Linked DNA regions of Homo sapiens: region 2 is linked to region 1. A link is a loop called in an ENCODE intact Hi-C map of the cell type or tissue named here. Cell type or tissue: endothelial cell of umbilical vein. All regions are shown on one strand.

Region 1 (8,000 bases):
TGAGTGAATAGAGCAAGTTGAAGAAGGATATGTAGCGTGTGACATGATGTACATAAAGTCTTAAAATATGCAAAATAATATTTCATAGTGTGTATGGATATATGCATATAATGAAAAAACTATAAAAACCTTCATGGGAATCACAAACCAGAAATCTCATTAGCAGTTTCCTCTGGGACGGGGAACAGGGCATGGGATCAATGATAGGAGCATGTGGGACTTCACCTGTGTCTTGAACAGTTCATTTCTGTTTGGGAGAAAACAAAAGAACTTGAAGCAAATGTGGCAAAATATGAAGATTTGGCCAGTCTGGACAGGGAGAAGTTTTTGTATGTTATATACTTTGTATGCATTATATAGTCGGTATTTCTCTACATACTTAAAATATTTCATAGTAGAGTGTTCAATAAAGAAAAGAAAAGCTATATAAAGGAAATAATAGGAAATGTACTAAGATTCACATATAAAGATACTCCTCATAGCATTGTTATAACAAGAAAAGAAAAAACCCATTAATAATCCAAATGGTTAATAATAAAGCGTGGCTAACTGAATTACAGCACGTCCATTTCATTGACTAGCCAAAGAAACTATTTAAGAAAATTTCAAATAATATGAAGTGAAAAAGGCAAGATACAAAATTATATATAATATTATCTTAACTATGCATGTTTGTGTGTACATGAGTGCGTGTATATATTTGTATGTGTGTGTTTGTGAGGGAAATAAACCAAAATTTCAATAGCTTGTATCTATATTGTAATACTAAGGATGGCAATAATTTCTTATTTCTTCTTTTCTGTATTCTACAAATTTAATATGAGGAGCATGTAAGGTTTAAAAATAAAATCTATATTAAAAGTTCTTTAGTGTTTCATCACTCGGACGCATAAGTGATTACATACAGACATGAAAGGGCACTATTCATATAACAGCACTGCAGCACCCAAGCCAGATGGCTACTAACGCCAGTTAATCTAGCCTCTTGCTGCCGCCAGGAATGTATCAAGTTTAATGGACGTGGCTTCTGTTTTAAGATCTCCAAAGCATCTGTTCATTGCCTAATATCTACAACTGTGCCCCAGTCCTCTCCCCTAAGCCCTAGGCTTGTATAGACAACTGTATCGTAGACATCATCTCTTCCATGTTCCACAAACCCCGAAAATCAGTGTCTCAAACTGAAGCCCTCTTCCTGTCCCTCTCATTTCTCCCTTACCTACATTTCTTGCCACAGTAAATGCCGGAAGCATGTACCCAACGGCCAGACCGTTTGGGGAACCGCCCCCATCCCTGCTACATGTAGTGGATCAGCATGTTCTAACATCTGTTTGTCCGATGTATCGCTTGGCTCCTTCCCTCTACTTCATCCATGTCCCTCTCTGGTGTCTTGGTGTGGGGCCTCATTACATCTTGCCTAGGCCACTACAACACCCTGAAATTTCCCCTGCCTTCCATTTGTGTCTTCCTTCCATTCAGTCTCAAAACAACTCAGTGCACAGCGTGCGCTTTCTAAAATGTAACATCACATACTAAAGTAAAGCTGAGCATACATTTTTAAATTGCACGAAATAAAGACCAGTAATCACGCATGCTTTGCCTAAGCACTAAAGACCACGTGATTGACGTGGACGTGATGCAGAGCACTTCAGCGGCTGCCCCTCTCTGCTGTAATCAAAACCCTGGGGTGATTAAATGGCTCGTGACCACCTGACTGAAATGTCAGTCATCGTTTGCACCCCTCATGACTGAGGGGGAAATGAATTGTAGCTTCCTCAGTAATATCTGTATTTTTATTTCTAAAAAAAAAAAAAAAACAGGAATATATTCCCTGAGATTGTTGGAAAGTAGGAAGTGAGGAATTTTTTTCTACTGGATTTTTTATCTTGTTTACTAAGTTTCATCTTGCTCAGGGAGAAAATTTTTTTAAAAGATTCCTTAAGATCTTTAACATAGCGTTAATAGTAATAGAAGCAGGAGTCATTGTAATAGAAAAATTAGGAATAGCAGCAAATACTTATCTGAACCAGACACTGATAGGTACTTAAATACATTTGTTTACATTTGATTCTTACAGTTCCACTTTGCAGCAGGGAAAACTGAGCTCTGAAAACATACATGACTTGCCCAATCACACGCTTAGCAGTGCAGAGCCAATATACAAACCCCATCTGTCTGACGTCCGACCAAGTATGATTAAACCTAGAGAAAAGGTGAAATCAAGTTGTATTCATTCAGTTAGAATGTTGAGAGACCATGATTCTGTGAAGCTAAGTGAGATATTCACGGTCTCCAAGAAAGAAAACCACAGCAGCTCTGGAAATAGGGTGGGAGTCCCCCATCCTTTGCATCTGAACCTGCAATCAAGCATCCTCAGTAGCATTTGAGAAAGTCTTATATTGGGCTCCCGTGGCTTTCCAAGTGGTTGGCATCTGTCCTGCATTCCATTCCAGTGAACGTGCATGGGATTCCCAGCATGGCTCACTTAGCAGAATGGGTAACAAAGAGCACAGTGTCTGGGGTCAATACATAAACCCAGAACTTCTATCGTTGCCACATAAACTTGATTCTATTCCTGGATTCAGATATAAAGCTCCTCCTTGTCCTTCTCTGGTCCAACCGCCATTCTCTGGTCTAGTGTGGCCTCCTTCTCACCTGGACCCTTATGCTTTACTACATTTTTTTTTTTCTGAGACAGAGTCTCGCTCTGTCGCCCAGAATGGAGTGCAGTGGTGCAATCTCGGCTCACTGTAGCCTCTGTCTCCCAGGTTCAAGCAATTCTCATGTCTCAGCCTCCAAAGTAGCTGGGATTACAGGCATGCACCAGTACACCCAGCTACATTTCGTATTTTTAGTAGAGACAGGGTCTCACCATGTTGGCCAGGCTGGTCTTGAACTCTTGACCTCAAATGATCCACCCACCTTGGCCTTTCAAAGTGCTGGGATTACAGGCATGAGCCACTGTGCCAGTCCCGCTTTGCTACATTTTTAACTCCAGATGGTAACACAGGTCTCCTGCCCTGGATTGCCTTTGATCTTAGCAGGGTGCAAAAATGTGGTGAAGAATAAGACATTTAGGGCACAGGAGAGATAATTCACATGGAGGTGCAAAGTGATTTTGAGGATCGAGAGTCCATGAGGTATTTTCACATGTTATAATATGGCGGTATACCTGCTAATGGAATTGCCACTTTGGAATACGAACTTCTCCAAAATAGAGGAAACATTAAGTGATAGGGAGGGAAATCCCTCAGGAAATTATACAAGCTGTTACAGTCATAAATGTGAATGCGGAAGGAAATGAAAATATTACTCATTATAGCATCTCTTCTTGGGGCTGAGGAAGGAGGAAGCATCAGTTTCCTTTGTCAGTGATTTTTTTCCAGTTACGCTCCTTGGAAATTCAATACTAAGTTCAATTCACAACCCCACATCTCATATCACGATGCGTTCACCCCTATTTCTTTGTTCTACACTCTCCCACTCAGTCTTCACATCTTACAAGAGACTATAAACTCTAAAAACTTGCAGTTGTTGCGAGCACTGACTCAAAGATTCCTGGAAATGTTGACATGAGAAGAAATCTAAGATGCTCGTTTTACTTTCACAAATAAACATTTAAGGAGAGTCTGAGCTGAAATGGAAACCAAGCCAAACCAAACCCGTGTCCACAGATTGAGAGCTGTGGCTTCAACTCAACTCTTCCTTCATCTTGCAGATTCAAAGCACTGGCTCAGCATTTGGTTGTTAATAAGACACCCGCACCAGGAAGCAAAGTAGCTAAGCATGTTAATACAAATGCAAGTCACAAGATAAACGTTTGAAAAAGATCATCCTCAAGTATCAGATGGAAACAAAAATTCCTGTGGTGGGGCGTAAAGGAGGGAGGGAAGAAAGAGAGAGTGAGAGAGAGATACAGGGAGGAGAGAGAGAAAGAGACAAAAAGGGAGAGGGAGAGAGAGGAACAAAGAAAGGGAAAGATAAGAAGAGAAGGAGGGAGAAAGAGAGAGAAGGAGAGACGGAGAGAGAAAGAAGGAGAGACAGAGGGAGAGAGAGAGAAGGAGAGACAGAGGGAGAGAGAGAGAAGGAGAGACAGGGAGAGAGAGAGAAGGAGAGACAGAGGGAGAGAGAGGGGGAAAGAGGAAGAGAGGGAGAGAGAGCAAGAGGAAGAGGGAAAGAAAGAGGGACAGAAAGACAGGGAGAGAGAGAGAGGAAAAGAGAGAGAGAGGAAAAGAGAGGGAGAGAGGAAGAGGAGGGGAGAGAGAGAGACTGGTTTCTGTCATGGATTTGTTTGTAAAACAGTAAATATTTAAAGAAGACTTGTTTCCATCATCTCTTTGAAACCCAGAGTTCTATTATTCCTGTGTCTGTTTGCTCTGCTTTGGAAACCATCAGTGTTTTAAAAGGAAACACATCATGGGTGGTGTATTACAAAAATACAACAAAAGAGGATGCTGCGTTAGGTATCTGCCCTGTTCCACCCTGCATTTTATTGTCGAATAATGGAACAACAACAGACATTGCAGCTTTGGGTGGGAGCACAGGGAATTTTTTTTTTTTCCGGATCACATCAGACACTTTTCTTTCTTTCTCCTAGATAGCCACAAAAAGCTTCAGAAGTTACTAATCATATTGCTTTTGCTTTTGCTTTTTGGTACCAGGCTCTGTTAGCCCTCGTTTGTGTTTTCCTCCAAATGAGAGGCAGGACCTGGACCATGGTCGGCTTGCTTTGAGCTGCTCCTTGCTGATTCTCACAAAGCAGACATTCCAATGATCTGAGCAAAGAGGATGCTGGAAGCAGAGGTCAGGAATCTCCAGGGGCCAGCTGGTGCTGCTGAACGGACTTTCCTCTTCCTGCTCTCACACTGAGCTACAAGCAGCCTTTCTAGGAGATCAATAAGAGCTTGCAGAGCTACATGAATCGAAGACTTAGAAGAAAGGCTCTAATTAAGCAATTTAACTGTCAGTCAGAGGTCACTTTAATACTCAGCCTTCGTGAAAGGAAACGTAATGAAGCCACTTGTGTGCTGACCAGACAAGGCCATGCCCAGCCGATGGGTCCCACAGCTTCCTTAGCAAGAAATGCTCCTGATGTGTCATTGAGGAGAGCCCAAGGTTAATTACACCAGACACTTGAAGGTGACTGAGCAGAAAGTGCAAATATATTACCAAATGTGTTGAAACCTGCCTGCAAGTCCAGCTTCCTGATTAGCTCCCCTCGATGCCATCACAATTTCAATAGAAGTCAAAAAATCCAGTTTTTCCCTTTTCTCATTATAGCAGCATGCAATTCTAGAAAACGCACTTCTGTGATGTTATCTAAGTGCTCATGTGGCTCACAACACGAAGATTGTATATCAATAACAATGCCAGGGAGTGAACTCAGTACAGCACATTCCCAATGGTGTCCTCTGAGATTTTCCACCAAAGCACTGAGCATTGCAGGAGCAGAGATGACAAAAATTCATTTATTCAGCTATGCATCTATTAACAATTCATGCATCAAAAACATTGGTGCTTTGGCGATATAAAGACTACTGCTGTGGGTTCTGTGAAAGAGGATGGAGGCTGTGTATTACTGCTCCATTTTTTTTTTTTTAGATGGAGTCTTGCTCAGTTGCCAGGCTGGAGTGCAGTGGCACGATCTCAGCTCACTGCAGCCTCCGCCTCCGGGGTTCAAGTGATTCTCCTGCCTTAGCCTCCCGAGTAGCTGGGACTACAGGTATGCACCACAAAACCCAGCTAATTTTTGTATTTTTAGTAGAGACGGGGTTTCATCATGTTGGCCAGGATGGTCTCAATCTCTAGACCTCATGATCCGCCTGCCTTGGCATCCCAAAGTGCTGGGATTACAGGCGTGAGCCACTGAGCCCAGTCTACTGTTCCATTTTTAAATGTTCATTTGTTTCTTCTACTTGGCGAATTTTGCCTTTGTTTCCATGACACCAAGAGTAATGGCTGTTACATGTGGGCTTAGCTTGCCTCAATTTGGAACCTATAGGGACTAGGCCTACTCTAAGAAGAGCTTTCTATTGTATTCCCAGAAGAGTATGGGGATAGTCTTGTAACCCAGAGATCATGTGAAGCCTGGTGGCTGCCTGAGGTTGACTTCAACTTTGAGGATGAAACCACCACTGACGTCACTGGGCCCTCAGTGGCCATTTCATCTGCCATCTTGTCCTCCTTTTCTTACCCACAAATGCAACTCCTAACTGAATCCTCTTCCTTAGTTTTCTTCTTTCTGCTTCTGTTCCCCAGGCACCTGATTTTCTAAATAAGCAAACTAAGAACCCCAAGCCATGAAGAGGGTGAGGGGTGGTACACGTCCAGAAACAAGCACCTGGCAGTGTCTGGTACATATTTGGCACCGAAGGGGAAAGTAATGAAGGAAACCCTGACCTCCTGACTTCAAAGCAAGGACACTTTCCATTTCATATTTGAATTCTTAACACTTTTCCTTCTATTGACAAATGAAGGCTGGGCTTATCAGATATAGAAGTGAAAGTGGGCTGGGCACGGTGGCTCACGCCTATAATCCCAGCATTCACACCTGTAATCAGAGGCCGAGGCGGGTGGATCACCTGAGGTCAGAAGTTCAAAACCAGCCTGGCCAACATGGTGAAACCCCATCTCCACTAAAAACACAAAATATTAGCCGGGCATGGTGGCACATGCCTGTAATCCCAGCTACTTGGGAGGCTGAGGCAGGAGAATTGCTTGAACCTGGGAGGTGGAGGTCGCAGTGAGCTGAGATCACACCTTTGCACTCCAGCCTGGGCAACAAGAGTGAAACTCCATCTCAAAAAAAAAAAAAAAATCAAAGTGGCTCCAGCCTGACCCTAAATTTATTTTCTCCCTCTATTTTTCTAGTCTGCCATTCCGTATCCTGTACATAACTGCAATTTTTATATTTTACCAAAATACTTATTCACTTCGTAGGAAGCATAAGGCTTTCGTTTTAGTGCTGATCCTGCTGTTAATTTCTACTTAGCCTTGACCCTGACATTTCTGGATCTCAGTATCTTTTTTATTTTTTAATTAATTTTTATTTTTTGCACTGCCCCACCTCCACCTCAATGTCTTTTTTTAAAAAATTAGGTGACAACAGCAAACGAACTCTAAGCTTTCTTCTTCCAACCTTAACATTCTATGTATCTATAGGTTTATGACAGTTAATCATATGTGAAATCATATTTAACATACAGCTAAATTACTATTTCTTCTTCTAACAACCCAAATTGTTATAGAAGTTTTGAAAAAACAGGATGGCTGGTCCCATTCCAGCATAATTTTCACTGGTATTTAAAGAGTACACTTGAACTCTGTTAAAAATCTCCTGAACCCCAACATTATCTGACAGCATCACTGGCAACTGAATATTTTTCTCTTTGCTAATAACTCTGTCTAAGCAACAGGACCAGGACATTAACTTGAATGTCTCCAAAATGAAGGATTGGCTTTATATGAACTGAGACTGCAGAGATATTATGTAAGATGTTGGACTTTGGGGTACGTTTCCCGTCCAGTGTCCATCTGGCTGTAAAGATAGAGGGCTGGTGCTTCAACTCCGGCCTTCATGAATCCCTGGACAACTAACTAACAAGCTTCCAGCCTTGCCAGGGCATTGCCTGGTCTGGTTCCAAACCTCTGCAGACCTCCTGTCCCCTTAAGTGGGCACATTTGGCAAATATATAGCAGATCTCTACCCCAACTTACCTGGACAGTCTTGTTTTCTTTTAAAACTTCCTTATCTTTTTGTAAAGTTGATTTATAAATCATCCAAGAAAAAATGACTTAGTTTGTATACAATTTATGCAATTTTTAACATAATGAATTTATAAATCAGAAAAATCTTGTGCCAAGCCATGGGTTTCAATTTCTTATTCTAAAAAGTACAACATTCATAGAACCAATCTGGCGCTTCTTGGTGTCTCTGTCCTGAAAACATGATTTTCTCTACTGTTCGCCTGGCTCTCACATTCAGCTGCTCTTTTTCCACCTGC
Region 2 (8,000 bases), 56 kb before region 1:
TACTACACAGTTTCTCTAGCTGGGGTGAGTTACTTCTAATGCCATTGAATACCTGTTGGAAAAAGAGTTTAACCTTCAGGCACACAATCCATCTTACTGCATATTTCCTAGGAGGTGATATTTCCAGCCCAGACCCACTTCCTTTTATGGGAACCCTGCCCCAAAATGAATGACCTAACAATGCAGGTTTCTATCGCAGTGCCACAAGCCACTGTTACCCCGAGCACATTTTGTGACTTCAGGGTGATTTCACTAGAATGAAAGTATTGCAGTAATGCCTTCCTGCCATGTGGTGATAGATTAAAAGCTGCTATACACTTTGCAACTGGAAACTGTGCTCTCAATGTAAAGGAGATGAGCCATTGTGCTTACAATGTGGTCTGCAGAGCTCACTGATGGGCAGTTTTTCTTAACAATGCATCAGGACATTTGTTACTTGGAAGGGAAGCTTAAATATCAGTTTCTGATGATTTCATGTACATAATAAAGCAGATATTTTTCTTTATTTACTTTAATTTTTATTTATTTATTTTTTGAGACAGAGTTTTGCTCTTGTTGCCCAGGCTGGAGTGCAGCGGTGTGATCTTGGCTCACCGTATCCTTCACTTCCCAGGTTCAAGCAGTTCTCCTGCCTCAGCCTCCCAAGCAGCTGAGATTATAGGCATGCACCACCACGCCCAGCTAATTTTGTATTTTTAGTAGAGATGGGGTTTCACCATGTTGGTCAGGCTGGTCTTGAACTCCTGACTTCAGGTGATCCACCTGCTTTGGCCTCCCAAAGTGCTGGGATTACTGGTGTGAGCCACAGCACCCAGCAAGCAGATATTTTTAAATACTTTGAAAAGTAATTTGAAAAATCAATCTCCATCTGCAATTAAACATAATAGTTCTTTCCTCATTAGTTATGGATTCAAAGCTTCAATTTTCTTACTTATTTGAATTTCCAATAATGGATTATTATTGACTCTAAAATATTAAATAATAGCTGTAGTCATTCACATAGTTACAATAATTCGCAAACTATTCTTCCAATGCTTTATAAAATCAAATGAATTTGCATGACTGGTTTTCACAGTTCAAAAAAAATCTAGATGAAATAACTGAACAATAATTCATTGATTGAATGGTTGATATTCCCATTTTTAAAAGGATTTGAATGACTCAAGATTAGAAATAATGACTCAGACTATGGCACTAACAGTTATGCAGAAGGAGAATGCACTCCACAACAAAAGATGTCATCTCTTTTTTTTTTTTTTTTTTTTTGAGACGGAGTCTCGCTCTGTCGCCCAGGCGGGACTGCGGACTGCAGTGGCGCAATCTCGGCTCACTGCAAGCTCCGCTTCCCGGGTTCACGCCATTCTCCTGCCTCAGCCTCCCGAGTAGCTGGGACTACAGGTGCCCGCCACCGCGCCCGGCTAATTTTTTTTTGTATTTTTAGTAGAGACGGGGTTTCACCTTGTTAGCCAGGATGGTCTCGATCTCCTGACCTCATGATCCACCCGCCTCGGCCTCCCAAAGTGCTGGGATTACAGGCGTGAGCCACCGCGCCCGGCCAAGATGTCATCTCTTTAAATTTACTATAATTAATCAAATTTAGCTCTCTGGGGGCTTCTGGTGTAAAGTGTCTTCTGGCTCACTGGACCAGAAGAAGAGTTTGCTATCATTTACTGAGCAGACAAAAATGCCAGTCTTTGCTTATCATCCACTCAGCCTGTCTTATCTAATCAACAAAACACCCTCCCAGGCAGATAACAGTATCCCTGTTTTCCAGATTAAGATACCAGAATCCAGAAAGATGATGTAATAATAGAACTGGGATTCAAACCATCCCTCTGATTCCAAACCATTAAGTAATGCATAAAGAAACAGATGAGGAAAAATATTTCTATAATGCTGAAAACAGGAATGGGCACCACATTGATGGAATCAAAAGGGATTAGAACCAACCATAAGGTTAATGGGACATGTCGGAAACTGTGATCAATGGCTGTTATCCTGCCTCTGAGTCTGCCTTTGGCATAGAATCACAATGACTGAACATGTTATAGTCATCCATTTATCACATGGACTTCTGCTGTTAGAAGCAACCAGAATGCAATTCCCATCATTGTCCTCTAATCCCTTTTGTACTTAGAAACTACAACTCTCAGAGTACAAATGGATAGGAAGCAGGCACGTGAGATTTAGGATCTGCTATGAGCAGGGACAACATCAGACACAGGTCTTATTGTAGGACACACTGGGTGGCATAGCTTTTTATTTTCTCTGTCTGTACAGAGAGTCAGATAGGCAGGTGGGTTTAGAGAAATTTTAGGCTCATTCCAGCTGGATAAGGTATTAGCTAGGAAGCAGTGCAATGAAAGTTAAAGCTGCCTCCTCTGCACCAGCAGATCTTCTTTCTTCTTCACTCTTTTCTTTTTTTTCTTTCATCTTTTACTTCTTCTTTTCTCTTTCTCCCTCTCCTTCTCATTCTCCTCCTCCTTCTCTTTCTCCTTCTTCTACTTCTTTTCTTCTTCTCTCCTTCTCCTTCTTATTGTTCTTCTTTTTTTCTCCTTCCCCTTCTCCCTCTTCTCCTTCTCCCTCTCTTCTCCCTCTTCTTCTTCTCCCTCTTCTCCTCCTCCTTCTCCTTCTCTTTCTTCTTCTTCCTCTTTCATCTTTCTTCTTCCTCTTTTCGGCAAGTTCTCAATCAAATAGAGTAGGGGCAAAGGCCAACCCACATGCCCTTGTTTGGAGCAGGGTAAAGAGGAACCAAAATAAACATTGAACATATAAAAATACATTTCAAAAAAAGGAATGTGGACATTAGAACTAAAGACTCAGAAGAAAAATTAATTCTGAAAGTGATTCGTCGCTGGAGTTTTAACCTCCCCAAGAGAAAAGACCTGTGGATATGACATTTGTAGGTTTGCAGGTTTTGCTAAAGAGTCAGGGCCCCCTCATGCATACAGAGATACCAGTCATCCTTTCAGTAATTCATTCTTAAATACGAATGAATAGCCAAGGATCAGCAGACATTTAGGGAAGTGACTAATGTAAAAGGCAGAGACCAATATTAGTAAACAGGAGATAGGAACATGAAGAAAACTGACCCCAAATGAGCAACACAAAACTTCAAAATTATTATTAATATATTCATATATATTAATATATCAAACATATAAAATATTTAAATATATACTTTTCAAAGATTTATGGTAAAATAAAGATAATTTCAGGTATACCATTTTTCAAAAGATTTATTGCCCTTGCCCATTTCCTTGGGGAGCCGCAAGAGGGTATGCCTCACCAAAAGAGGAAATTAACCAAGAAAGGGACGTGCATAGCATCACAAAGTCAGCTCTCTAGCCCAGGAGAAGAATGAAGGAACTTGCACATTTGATGGCAAAGGGAAATTCTGAAATGACAGCTAGCATCAGGCTTGCAGCTGACGTACAAAGGCTCAAGGAAGGATATTACTGAGGAAAAGAAATGGAACTGATATGTTTTACTACAGAAGGTAGAGATGCACATCTGGGGTGGAGAGGGTGTGGACGAATTGGTGATCAATGCATAAAACCCAAGAAAATGTAAAGAGGACCCAATTATTATTATTCCTTAGGAAAACAAAAGCAAATGTTGCCATACTACACTACTTGGCTCAGTTGTGAATGGTGTTTACATAATCATGGTAATGTCAACTGAACAGCAATTTAAGCAAAAGCGTGACATACGTATTTTGGGAGACGATTGGGAAAGTATATAAACATTGCATACCCCATGTGTGTTTGTGGTGGCAAAGGGGTAAGTCTCATCTTCTAGAGTAGGATGTGGATAGATAATGTCCAAAAAAAGCAAGGAGTAGTAGAATAGGAATATTATTTAGAAATAATGACATAAAACCCACCAGCAGTAGCTGCAAGAGTTATAAGTTGATAATTAAGGGATAGGGAGATGACAAGTAAGATCTGCTTTGGAATTTGTGGTTGTGACTGTAACTTTTATTTGAGATCTAAAACTATGACTGTTCATATTCTCTTTCCTAAAGGACATGTGAATACTCTGCTTGTAAAATTCCTGATAATCATTATATTCAGTATGATTTAAACTATGAAAATAATTTCAAAGGTAAAAAACAACTGTTAGCACATACATCAAAATTTTAGTAATACATGAGTAGAATTAAAAATATCTTTATATTTTTTATTTTCTGAACTCTCCAAATATTGCTCAATAAGCATCCATTATATTTATAACCAGAAAAATAGATTAAAATCAGAATTCAAGTGGATTTATATCACATGATTACAAGTACATAAAGTATGCTTTGCCAAGAAGAGATGAGAAAATGAATCAAAATGTGGTATAGTGGGAGTGGTTAGTATTTTTTCTACTTCATCTTTGTTTATATAATTCAATCAATAATAGGAAAAAAGTTTCTTTATAATAAACAACCTTAGTCCAAAATTTCCTGGCTCTCAAATAAAAGAAAACACACTTGGTTTCTTATTTTCAAGATCTGAAAGAAAACAGTTCAGTCCTTCAGATATTAGAACTTGGAAATAAAATCTGAAGGTTGAATAAGATCATTTTACGGCAATACAAAGTGGTCATAAGATACAAAGATATTTCATATTTTTGAAATTCACTACCCAACAGGAGACGATTAAACTGAAAACAAAAGTGGCTTGTTATAAAAGGGATAATGATAGTACCTCTACTATCCATTCATTCAACAATTATTTATCTCTATTATGTACAGGCACTGGGGATTCAGTGAATCCCCAGCAGTGAATGAAACTGTGGCTTGACCTCAAGGAGCTCACATTCTAGTGGGGGAAGCAGACAATAAACTGATGAACAAATCAAAATGATGTATGGCAGCAGGTGTGAAGTGCTGCAAAACAACATGGCAGAGAAGGGTCAGGCCAGGGTGGGGTCTGTAATATAAGGTACTTAGACCTTATGGATTAAAAGGCATTCGAGCAGAGACCCCAGTGAAGTGAGGGTGTGGAGCAGGCCGCCATCTGGGGAGGGGCATTCCAGATGAAGGCAACAGCCAGATGGGGAGCATCTCAGCACATTCAGGGAACGGAATGGAGGCCAGGTGGCTGGATCCCAGAGAGCAAAGAAGAGAGGAGTTTGAGATAAGACAAACAGGTAGAAGAGGGAGGGGCAGCAGATAATGTCAGCCAGGTGGGCCACAGGTGCAATTTGGGATTTTCCTCTGAGTTAGATGAGAAGCCATTAGAGGATTTTCAAAGGCAGCAACATGATCCGATTGAGGTTTAAAACCATCACATGCTGCTGTGTTGAGAACGTAGGGAGAGGAGAACGGAACCAGGGGGACGAGGTGGAACTTTCTAAAATAATCCAAGTGAACGGTGGGGGTATTAGTAGCAGATATGATGAGAAATAGTTCAATTGTGGATATTTTTAAAGATACACCCAATGGGACTTGCTTATAGATGCCATATAGGGTGTGAGAGGAAGGATTCCAAAATAGACATCAAGATTTTTGACCCAAGCAACCAGAAGTTTGGAATTATTTACTGAGATAACAAACACTGCAGAAGGGGCAAGTTGGGTGGATAAATTTACTAATATTAATCCAATCTTCCTATCTACACACACATATGTGTGCACAGCACTTCACAGTTAACAATCTATTTGTTATTCACACTCAGGGATCTCATTTGCTTTCTTTCACTGCAGGAAGCTGAGAGTGCTGAAGACACATGTGAAACCACTGGAGGTTGGTGACATGGAGGTCACGTAGCAGTGCTCTCCCACCAAGAGTCCCTCTGTACCCCTGGAGAGAGCAGTGCTTATGCAGGACCACCCACCTGCTCAGAACTTTCGTGGTGGCTTGTGCTGTGACTCTGGTCCCATTCAGCTGTGTGCTGCTGTAGGCTTAGCTTCCCACAGCCTCTCCGGTTTTGCCATTTGTCGTGATCATTCACTCTTAAAATTTATTCTATGACCCTGATGCACAGAGTGATAGCTGATAGTCTCTTCAAACAACTTTTACAATTATTTTGACAGGTTACTGTGATTTTGTTCTTTCAACAATACTTAGAATTTGTCTGAGTTATAGTTGCATAGATGGCAATTTTCCTGACCTAGTTTTCTGACTATGATTTATGGGTCGGTAAACTCTTTAAATGATGGAATATAACATCTCAGGCGGCAGGGAACACTTACTATCACATGCTCATTGTTGCAGGACGGATGCGTGGCCAGCCTCAGGTTGTTAAACATTAGGGTGATCCGCCTTCCCTCCGGGGCAGTGATTCTCCACTCGCAGATCCGGCCATGAGGATTTGGGTTCGGGTAGTTGGGAGAAGTAAATGTTCCAATAGAGCCCTGAAGATCCCCACCACACTCTGACGTGGGGAAAAAGCCAAGAAAACTTTCAATCAAATCAAAATGTTTCCTTCCATCAAGAAAGCTCTCAAAATTCAGGTATTTAAAAATTATCCTTCTAGATAAAATTAGTCTCCATATTTATTTATGTGCATGAGGATTTTAGTGAACATATACATTCATTTTTTATCTCTATTAATATTTAACCCTGCCTTCCATGGGTGATAGTCCACAGGCAGCAATTTAGTTATCATCATGGCCCAAGAAATGAGAGACCAATGAATGTAATGAACTTAAGAATCAGGAAAATCGGGCCAGGCATGGTGGTTCACACTTGCAGCACTTTGGGAGGCTGAGGCAGGCAGATCACAAGGCCAGGAGTTCAAGACCAGCCTGACCAACATGGTGAAATCCCGTCTCTAATAAAAATACAAAAATTAGCCGGGCGTCGTGGCGTGCGCCTGTAATCTCAGCTACTCAGGAGCCTGAGGCAGAAGAATTGCTTGAACCCGGGAGGCAGAGGTTGCAGTGAGCTGATATCATGCCACTGCCCTCCAGCCTGGACAACAGAGCGAGACACTGTCTCAGAAAAGAAAAAAAAAAGAATCAAGAAAATTGGCCAGCAGTGGTGGCTCACACCTGTAACCCCAACACTTTGGGAGGTCAAGGCAAGACCCCATGTTCACAAAAAAAAAAAAAAGAGGAAAATCAGAAAGTTAATGTTAAGTACCCAGTTTTTCTGAACAAGATCTTTATTTCATTTGAGTTTGTTGGGTTTGCAGTAAGACAAATTCTGAGTAACTACAGGACTCTCTTAAGGTGGGCATTACAGTATAACTCTCATCCTCTTATTATCTCTCTCGTGATACTAGTTATTTTCCCTTATAGCATTGATCACAGCTGTAATTTTTCATTTATCACTGTGAATTTCTGATTAAGGTCCAAGAAAATAGGGGTCATGTTTTGTTTTGTTTTTCAAATATTTTAACACTGGTGCCTAGCATAGTGTCTGTCCAATGCAGGTGCTCAATGTTGTGTTGAATGAATCAATGAACTCACCTTCCATACTGGATTCAAATCGCAGTCTGAATCCTGAGGCAGTCACAGAGCCGTCTGTGACAAACCTGACCACAGCAGTATTGCTAGAAGTGTCTATGCTGTCAGGAATGGTGTTTCCACAGTATCTGCCCAAGATGTTTCCTGTGAGAGACAAATAATTAAATATACATGTCCAAGTGATTGATTTCCTTTACCCTCTATTCAAGGTGTCCTGTGTGTACAAAGAAAATAATAAAAAACAAGACCCTGCCTATGAAGAAACGTTAATCTCTGTCAAGACAACAGGAAAACATGAATAAAAATGAACATATTCAAATACATGAAGAAGTGAAAAAAATGCAACCAATTAGGGGAAGGATATCTCAGCACAATGAGGAAGGCTTGCTCATTTGGTTGAAAAAATGATCTGAGACAACAGTGACAAGTATCTGCCTTATGCTACCACTAGGAGACATGCATGATCCCTTCCCCATCTCAAGCTATAGAACACCCCTCAAATAACGGCATGTGGCAATGGGATGTCTCAGCAGCAAGAGGTGCCTTCCCACTACCGTTGCTCTCCCCAAGTGGCCTCCAGGGTGGGCTATATGACACCT

What was found. Hi-C counts contacts between places; a loop is a spot of excess contacts. Peaks named below come from ENCODE experiments on the same cell type or tissue, not always from the same donor. Only the 100,000 strongest peaks of a DNase experiment are listed, where the experiment ranks them.
Region 2: it touches region 1 in a loop (4-fold over the local background); 1 of 110 quality-filtered maps calls a loop at or near these places.

What each region holds. Positions count from the first base shown.
Region 1 is chr10:16,963,779-16,971,778 of GRCh38, forward strand. All of the region lies in intron 31 of CUBN (cubilin), which reads right to left. Among named protein-coding and RNA genes, the nearest start is that of RSU1, 150 kb to the left of the region's middle. RefSeq lists an enhancer at 4,612-5,175. In endothelial cell of umbilical vein, no CTCF peak of the experiment used is centred here; DNase peaks (open chromatin) are centred at 2,473, 3,443 and 4,813; H3K27ac peaks cover 4,268 bases.
Region 2 is chr10:16,907,628-16,915,627 of GRCh38, forward strand. It overlaps CUBN (cubilin), which reads right to left. Exons shown (of 67, transcript NM_001081.4): 47 at 7,405-7,545; 48 at 6,184-6,365; 49 at 1-52. Among named protein-coding and RNA genes, the nearest start is that of RSU1, 94 kb to the left of the region's middle. In endothelial cell of umbilical vein, a CTCF peak has its summit at 3,266; DNase peaks (open chromatin) are centred at 3,034 and 3,324; H3K27ac peaks cover 2,013 bases.